2 separate regions of the Homo sapiens genome follow, and region 1 is linked to region 2. Evidence: read pairs that join two places in POLR2A ChIA-PET (ENCODE). Cell type or tissue: HepG2. All regions are shown on one strand. Region 1 overlaps DOK4 (docking protein 4). Region 2 has its middle 17 kb from the start of CCL17.

What was found. ChIA-PET counts read pairs that join two places held together with the same protein. Peaks named below come from ENCODE experiments on the same cell type or tissue, not always from the same donor. Only the 100,000 strongest peaks of a DNase experiment are listed, where the experiment ranks them.
Region 1: POLR2A ChIA-PET joins it to region 2 with 5 read pairs; 6 of 35 experiments call an interaction of 5 or more read pairs at or near these places.

The regions. Positions count from the first base shown.
Region 1 is chr16:57,478,607-57,482,606 of GRCh38, forward strand. It overlaps DOK4 (docking protein 4), which reads right to left. Exons shown (of 9, transcript NM_018110.5): 2 at 836-1,082. The coding sequence starts at 901. Among named protein-coding and RNA genes, the nearest start is that of DOK4, 5.9 kb to the right of the region's middle. In HepG2, no CTCF peak of the experiment used is centred here; DNase peaks (open chromatin) are centred at 1,315 and 1,815; H3K4me3 peaks cover 1,053 bases.
Region 2 is chr16:57,420,200-57,424,199 of GRCh38, forward strand. No RefSeq gene overlaps it. Among named protein-coding and RNA genes, the nearest start is that of CCL17, 17 kb to the left of the region's middle. In HepG2, a CTCF peak has its summit at 2,332; a DNase peak (open chromatin) is centred at 2,332.

The DNA.
Region 1 (4,000 bases), 58 kb after region 2:
CATGAAGTTGATCCCCTCTGCTCCTGTCTTCTAGGGGGTCTTCACCAGTTGGGGGTCTACAGAGGGTAGGACAGGATGCATGCCCAGTAAGACCTCTTCTCTGTAGCCCCTCCAAGCCCCCAGTTCAGGGCCAAGCACCAAGCAAGCACAGAGTCACCCACCAACAACTTGGAGGGAAGCAGCCTGTCCCAGAGCACTGGACCATTCTGCCCAAAGTTCTCATTTGGAAACCACATAAATATCAGCTTCAGTGCCTCACACCACCCCGTCTCGCCCAGCCAACCACTCCCCTTTTCAAACACTTCTTTAACATTAAACTCGACAACCAAAAATTTACTAAATATCTGCACACGGAAAGCAGTCAGAAGCAAGGGGAGAGGATGACCTAAAAGAAAAGAGGCCAGGAGAGGTGAGGGGAGGCCGGGGGTGGGGGGCAAACGGAAGGGAGAGGAGGCCAGGGGAAGTGAGACGCTGCTTCTCAGCTCAGACACAGCCCGGCCTTGCCAGCCGCCCCTGCTGCTGCTGTGGTGACAACTTCAACAATAGCAGGGGAGCCGCCTGCCCATCGGTGGCCACCATTGCTGCCACTACCACCACCACTGGCCCAGCTGTTGGGATGCCAGCCAGCCCTCTGGGGCGGGGGCTGCAGCAGGCAGAACCCAGCCCAGGCACATGCCAGGCAGCACGCTGGCGAGGAGCCCCGAGACCACAGATGCACGATGCCCGGCAGCCGGAGGGCAGCCGCGTGCCCCACGCGCCATGCCTCCAAGCCTGGGACCGAGTCCTCGGGCCCCCATCCCTTGGCAGGGCCCCTCCGCAGCTCAGGGTCACTCACCCCGAGCTTCCTGCTCTTCATCTTCACGTAGCCTTGCTTGACGATGTCACTGAAATTGGTCGCCATGGTTTTCCCACCTTTTAGGGGCGCGGGGCCTGGCAGAGGCGAGGGGAAGGATGCCCAGGTGCCTGGGTCTCCGGCTCCTCCAATCACCTGTTCCAGACACTCTGTCGGGGCTGCCGCGAGGGGCTGCTCCTCACCTCACCCGCCTCAGCATTGTTCTAGCAGCTCCTTCGCCCCGCGCCTGCTGGAAATAAAAATGACAGGGAGATTAGAGACAGTGACATCTTTCTCTTCCTCTCGCTGTCTCGCTCTCTTTTTTCCTTCCTCTTCCCACACTCCTCCTCTCTCCCTCTTCCCTCCCTCCTTCCTCCCGCCCTTCTTCCTTCCCTTCCCTCCCCACCCCAGGACGACAGAACCATTCAGGAAAACCGAGGTGGAGGCGGCAGTGAGGAAAATGGTCCAGCCCAGTCCCCTCCCTCACGGCTGGGGCTGGCAGTTAACCCCTTCCTGGGAGGACTGGCTCTGGCTCCTACTGTGGAGGTGGGGACCCAGGAAGGGAAGTGGCAGGGAGCTGCTGTCCCTCAGCACTTTGGGATCGTGGCCCCATCAACTGTGATAACTCTGGTGCAAATTTAGGTCAACTTGCCAAGAGCAAAAGCCCCTTCCTGGGTACAAGAGCTCCCAGGGGTAGCAGGGAAGCGCTTCCCAGAGATGGAGGAGGAGGGTCGCAGGAGATGACCCCTGCGTGTCTGAGTGAACCCCATGCTCTGCAATGTTAAAGACAATTTGCCTGGTCAGCTCAGCAGCCCCCACAAACCCCTCTACCCTCCTGCCCCACCCGGTCCTCTACCTGTTTCTCTCCAGCCCCAGGCTAAGAATCACTACCTCGAGCTCACGCAGGGCCTGTTCCCAGGCCCTGCAACTCTTCCGCACGCAGCTCTGGGTGCTGCTTCCTGGGTGGGAGGGCAGAGTCCAGTGGGGCGGGCCTCCAGATAAGCCTGAGGAATGTGCTGGGCCGGCTGGAGGTAGCCACTGTGGGAGCAGACGCCTTGCCCTGGCCCTGGGGTTGGGAACGCTGGCCAGTCCGTGAGGGTGGGGCCCGGGCCCCAACAGGCCACTGGGTCTGGCCAAGCCAAGCAGGCCCTCCATGTCCTGAGCATGGGCAGGAGTTAATTATAGGAGTACCAGTCAGGGCCCTGGGGCAACAAGACATGCAGGAGACAATGTGGGATACCAAGGGGAGGTAGATATGGAGCAGGAAGTGGGAGTACCAGCAGAGCCACCCCAAATCAGGCAGATCTACAGACAACAAAGACTCAGACTCAGGGGGAGGCTCAGTGTTGACCCAGTCTAACCCCTTCATTTTATAGATGGAGAAAGAAAAGTTGCCCAGAGAGGGTAAGCTACATGACTAAGGTCACACAGCAGGCCTGGGGCAGAGCCAGGGATGAAGGAGAAGGTCCAGGGTGGTGATGGAGACCAGTCTGTGGGGGGAACATCCTGCTGCCGTCTCTGGCTGCCTGCCACCACCTAAGCCTTCCCTGCCATCCATCCTCGGGGGCAGGGTTATGCCAGCAATGTGGCCCCTGTGTCTTCAGGATCAGCGGGTGGGAACGGAGCAGCATTTCTGGGGTCAGCTGGGTATCTGTGCTGCCAGAACGGGGCCCTGGGACAGGCATGCTGCTGGTTGTGCCAGCAGCTTGGCATTAATTAATGTCCTGGAGGCCTGTCTGTTGAGTGCCTAACAAGGAACAGATGGGACTACCCCAGTGGGCACACGCACAGATGGGACTACCCCAGTGGGCACACGCAAACAAGGGAGGGGCAGAGACGGTAATGCGCCCCTATCCCACTTGCACCCTGATAGCCCCTCAATTCCACTCCTGCCCATTCACTGCCTCTATCCCAGCTCCCTGGGGTCCAAGAACCTCCCACAGTTAGGCAGTCTACATTCCTCCTATAAGGTCTGGTCTGGGGTCCCCTCACTGGCAACTGATCCCCAACAGCTCTGCTACACCTGGGCTCTGGCAGCCAGAGATGGGTCAATTTTCTCAGCTCTGTCTTCACCGCCTGCCTCTGGGGCTGCCTTCTCCTCAGAGCAAGGACCAGCTCAGGAGTTCCTCTCCAAGATGATTAGCAGGCTGACCACTGGCTGTGGGTCTACAGTGTGGAAGCCCCCAGTCAGAACACGCCTACAGGAAGCCACTGGACCCCCAGGTTCATCCAACATAGCTCAGACATAGCACAGCCCGGAGTGTGAATCCAGCTGGCTGTGTGGTCCTGGGCAAGCCGCTTAAGACCCTGTGCCTTAATTTCCCCATTGGAAAAAAATGAGAATAAATCTACCTACTTTAAATGAGGAAATGAATTCATGAGGCACCTGCTTGCCCACTTGGGACACAGAGCTTCTACCCTTTTTCTTTTTCTTTTTCTTTTTTGAGACGGAGTCTCCCTCTGTCGCCCAGGCTGGAGTGCAGCGGCGCGATCTCGGCTCACTGCAACCTCTGCCTCCTGGGTTCACGCCATTCTCCTGCCTCGGCTTCCCGAGTAGCTGGAACTACAGGCTCCCACCACCATGCTCGGCTAATTTTCGGTATTTTTAGTAGAGACGGGGTTTCACCGTGTTAGCCAGGATGGTCTCGATCTCCTGACCTCATGATCCGCCCGCCTCGGCCTCCCAAAGTGCTGGGATTACAGGCGTGAGCCACTGCGCCCGGCCTTCTTTTTCTTCTTTTGAGACAGTGTCCTGCTCTGTCACCCAGGCTGGAGTGCAGGGGTGCCATCACGGCTTACGGCAGCCTCAACCACCCAGGCTCAAGTGATCCACCCACCTCAGCCTCCTGAATAGCTGGGACCGCAGGTACATACCACCATGCCCAGCTAATTTTTAAAAACTTGTTTGTAGAGATGGGGCTTTTGTTTTTTTTTTTTTTTTTTTTTGAGACGGAGTCTCACTCTATTGCCCAGGCTGGAGTGCAGTGGCCCAATCTCGGCTCATTGCAAGCTCCGCCTCCCGGGTTCACGCCATTCTCCTTCCTCAGCCTCCCGAGTAGCTGGGACTACAGGAGCCCACCACCATACCCGGCTAATTGTTTCATATTTTTAGTAAAGACGGGGTTTCACCGTGTTAGCCAGGATGGTCTCGATCTCCTGACCTTGTGA
Region 2 (4,000 bases):
TGAGACTCAGTCTTTACGAAATGCACAAATTAGCCAGGCATGGTAGCATGCGCCTGTGCTGCCAGCTACTCAGGAGGCTGAGGTGGGAGGATCACTTGAGCACAGCAGGTCAAGGCTGCAGTGAACTGTGATGGTGCCACTGCACTCCAGCCGGGGTTACAGAGGGAGACCCTGTCTCAAAAAGAAAAAAAAGGCTGGGCATGGTGGCTCACGCCTGTAATCCTAGCACTTTGGGAGGCCAAAGTAGGTAGATCACCTGAGGTCAGGAGTTCTAGACCAGCTTGGCCAACATGATGAAACCCCATCTTTACTAAAAATACAAAAAAATTAGCTGGATGTGGTGGCTGGCACCTGTAATCCTAGCTACTCGGGAGGCTGAGGCAGGAGAATCGCTTGAACCCGGGAGAGGTTGCAGTGAGCCAAGATTGCACCATTGCACTCCAGCCTGGGCGATAAGAGTGAAACTCCATCTCAAAGAAAGAAAGAAAGAAAGAAAAAGAAAGGAAGGAAGGAAGGAAGGAAGAAAAGAAAGAAAGAAAAAAGAAATACACAATAAATTGTTTACTATAGTCACCCTACTGTGCAATCGAACACTGGAAATTATTCCTTCTATCCAGCTGTTTGTTTGTACCCATTAACCAATCTCTCCCCATCACCCCTCTCCCCTAAATAGAACTACCATATGATCCAGCAATCCTACTACTGGGTATTTATCCAAAGGAAAGGAAATCAATATATCAAAGGGATACCTGCACCCCCATGTTTATTGCAGCACTATTCACAATAGCCAAAATATGAAATCAACCCGTGTCCATCAATGGAGTAATAAATAAATAAATTTGGTACATGTACACAACAGAGTACGATTCAGCCATAAAAAAAGAAGGAAATCCTGTCATTTGCAGCAAAATGGATGGACAGTCATTATGTTAAGTGAAATAAGCCAGGCACAGAAAGACAAATATCTCATGTTCTCACTCATATGTGGGAGCTAAAAAAAGTTTATCTTCGAAAGTACATTTTAACACAAAGGGTCAGGGACCTGTTTGGAGTCTCTGCTTTGCCACTGACTGGCCGTCGGACCTGGACACATGCGCCTCACCTGCCTGAGCCTCACCTGCCTGAGCCTATTTCTCCATGAAGCAATGGAACTGGACCTTCTCTCACCTGTTTGGGGATGTGCCAATATGGCTACTCCTCTACCTCTCACATCGCCCTTAGCGGACCACAGTCTTAGAAAACCTGCCGTTTCTGGTCGGACGCAGTGGCTCACAATCATGAGGTCAAGCGATCGAGACCAGTGTGACCAACATGGTGAAACCCCGTCTCTACTAAAAATACAAAAATTAGCCAGGCATGGTGGCGCGTGCCTGTAATCCCAGCTACTCGGGAGGCTGAGGCAGGAGAATCACTTGAACTCGGGAGGCAGAGGTTGCAGTGAGCCGAGATCACGCCATTGCACTCCAGCCTGGGTGACAGAGTGAGAGTGAGACTCTGTCTCAAAAAAAAAAAAAAGAAAAAGAAAAGAAAAGAAAGAAAAGAAAACCTGCCATTTCCTCATAATTGAACTGCCATCACCTGGATATTCCCTGTGCCCTTCTCCAAAGCCAGCATGGCAACCACGGGGGTGAAATACTCAGACGAGCAAAGGGATCAGGGCTTTAAGAAGCCAGCCTTCAGCCAAGCATGGTGGCTCACACCTGTAATCCCAGCACTTTGAGGGGCCGAGGCAGGCGGATCACTTGAGGTCAGGAGTTCAAGACCAGCCTGGCCAACAGGGTGAAACTCTGACAGTACTAAAAATACAAAAATTAGCTGGGCATGGTGGTGCATGCCTGTAATCCCAGCTACTTGGGAGGCCGAGGCAGGGGGATTGCTTGAACCTGGGAGGTAGAGGCTGCAGTGAGCCCAGATCAGTCCACTGCACTCCAGCCTGGGCAACAGAGTGAGACTCTGTCTCAAAACAAACCAACCAACCAACCCTGACCAGTACTCCTCAAAATGATCAAGCTCATCCAAAACAAGGAAAGTCTGAGAAACTGTCACAGCCAAAAATCAGCTTTCAAAGGACTTGTTAAGTCCTTGCACATACATGTTCATGGTGGGATATTTACTACAGCACAAAGCTGGAAACAGCCCAAGGCCTATCAACAGCTGAATGGATAAACAAAAGTGGTCTAACCATATAAGGAAGATTTTTCTGCATGGATACGCCCTACGATATGGGTGAAGCTCGAAACACTCTGTTAAGCTAAAGAAGCCAAACGCAGAAGGTCACACAGTGTATAATTTCATTCATATGAAATGTCAGAAGTAACTCCATGGAGTCAGAACGCCCACTGGTGGTGACCAGAGATGGTGGGAGAGGAAGACCGGAAGGGACTGCTTACTGGGGATGGGGTTTCCTTTCAGGGCAATGAAAACATTTTGGAACTAGATAGAGGTGGTGGTTGCACCACACTGTGAATGTACCAAATGCTGCTGAATTGTTTATTTTAAATCGTTCATTTTATGTTATGTGAATTTCATAAAAAAGACATATTCAATATTCACTTTTCTGTAGAGTAGCAGGCTTGGATGAGACATATATCAGCTCAGGACAAAGGAGTCCTCTGGGAGGACAGCGAAGGGATTTTGCCACTGCTGTATCACTTGTGTACGAAAAAAAGGAGTGATCAGAATCACACACAGCAAAGCTAGTTGTCTATTGGAAATTCTCTGTATTTGAAATCTTTCATGATTTAAGAGAAAAAATGTTTAAGTAATAATAGAAAATCAAAAAGGAAGGAAGGAAGGAGGAAAGGAAGGAAGGGAGGGAGGGAGGAAGGAAGGGAGGGAGGGAGGGAGGAAGGAGGAAAGGGAGGGAGGGAGGGGAAGGGATGGAGAGAGGAAGGAAGGAAGGGAAGGAAGGAAAAGGAAGAAAGGGGAAGGAAGGGAAGAGGAGAAGGAAGGAAGGATGGATGGTGGGAGGGAAGGGAGGGAGGGAGGGGGAGGAAGGGAGGGAGGGGAAGCAATGAAGGAGGGAGGGAGGGAAGGAGGGGAAGGAAGGAAGAGAGGGAAGGAGTGAGGGAGGGGAAGGGAGGGAGGGAAGGAGGGGAAGGAAGGAAGAGAGGGAAGGAGTGAGGGAGGGGAAGGAAGGGAGGAAAGAAGGAAGGAAAGAAAGGAGCATTCTAACCCAGCTGAGTCTGAACGCAGTCTCCAGATCAGCACAGAGGTTTGCAGAGGTGAAAGCCTCATGCTGGATGGTGGGCCACGGGTAACCAATGACCAGACCACCAGCTTGACCACCAGGAGTGACCACTGAAGGTGAGATCTGAAGTCACTGAGGGCTGAGTGGGGGCTTCTGTCCCTGCTTTCCCCGAGAGGGGTGAAGTAAGAGCCACCCAAGAGCTGCCCCATCCCCACCCCTACTTAGCACAAAGCTATTTTATACATTTGTGTAATTTGTAGCAAAAATTTTGGTCACAAACAGTATTCACCTGCTCTGTGACAACCTTCTCCCTCTGTTACTATTATTCTGAGGCAGCTTTATATATATAGATGCCGTACTAGTTCCACTTTAAAAATTTTGCATGAGATGATAACGGGGTCAAGTGTTCCACAGAGGTTCGTGTCGGGGAGAAGCAGGACTTTGTCCTGGGCTAGCAGTATTCTTCTTAAGACCCAGGGTTTCATGTGAGAGGTTTTCAGGTTTTTTCAATGAAGTTTCTTAGAAATACAAATCCACTGGTCGGGCGTGGTGGCTCACGCCTGTTAATCCCAGCACTTTGGGAGGCTGAGGCGAGTGGATCACCTGAGGTCAGGAGTTCAAGACCAGCCTGGCTAACATGGTGAAACCCCGTCTCTACTAAAAAATACAAAAAATTAGCCGGGCGCGGTGGCGGGCGCCTGTAGTCCCAGCTACTCGGGAGGCTGAGGCAGGAGAATGGCGTGAACCCGGGAAGCGGAGCTTGCAGTGAGCCGAGATTGCGCCACTGCAGTCCGCAGTCCGACCTGGGCG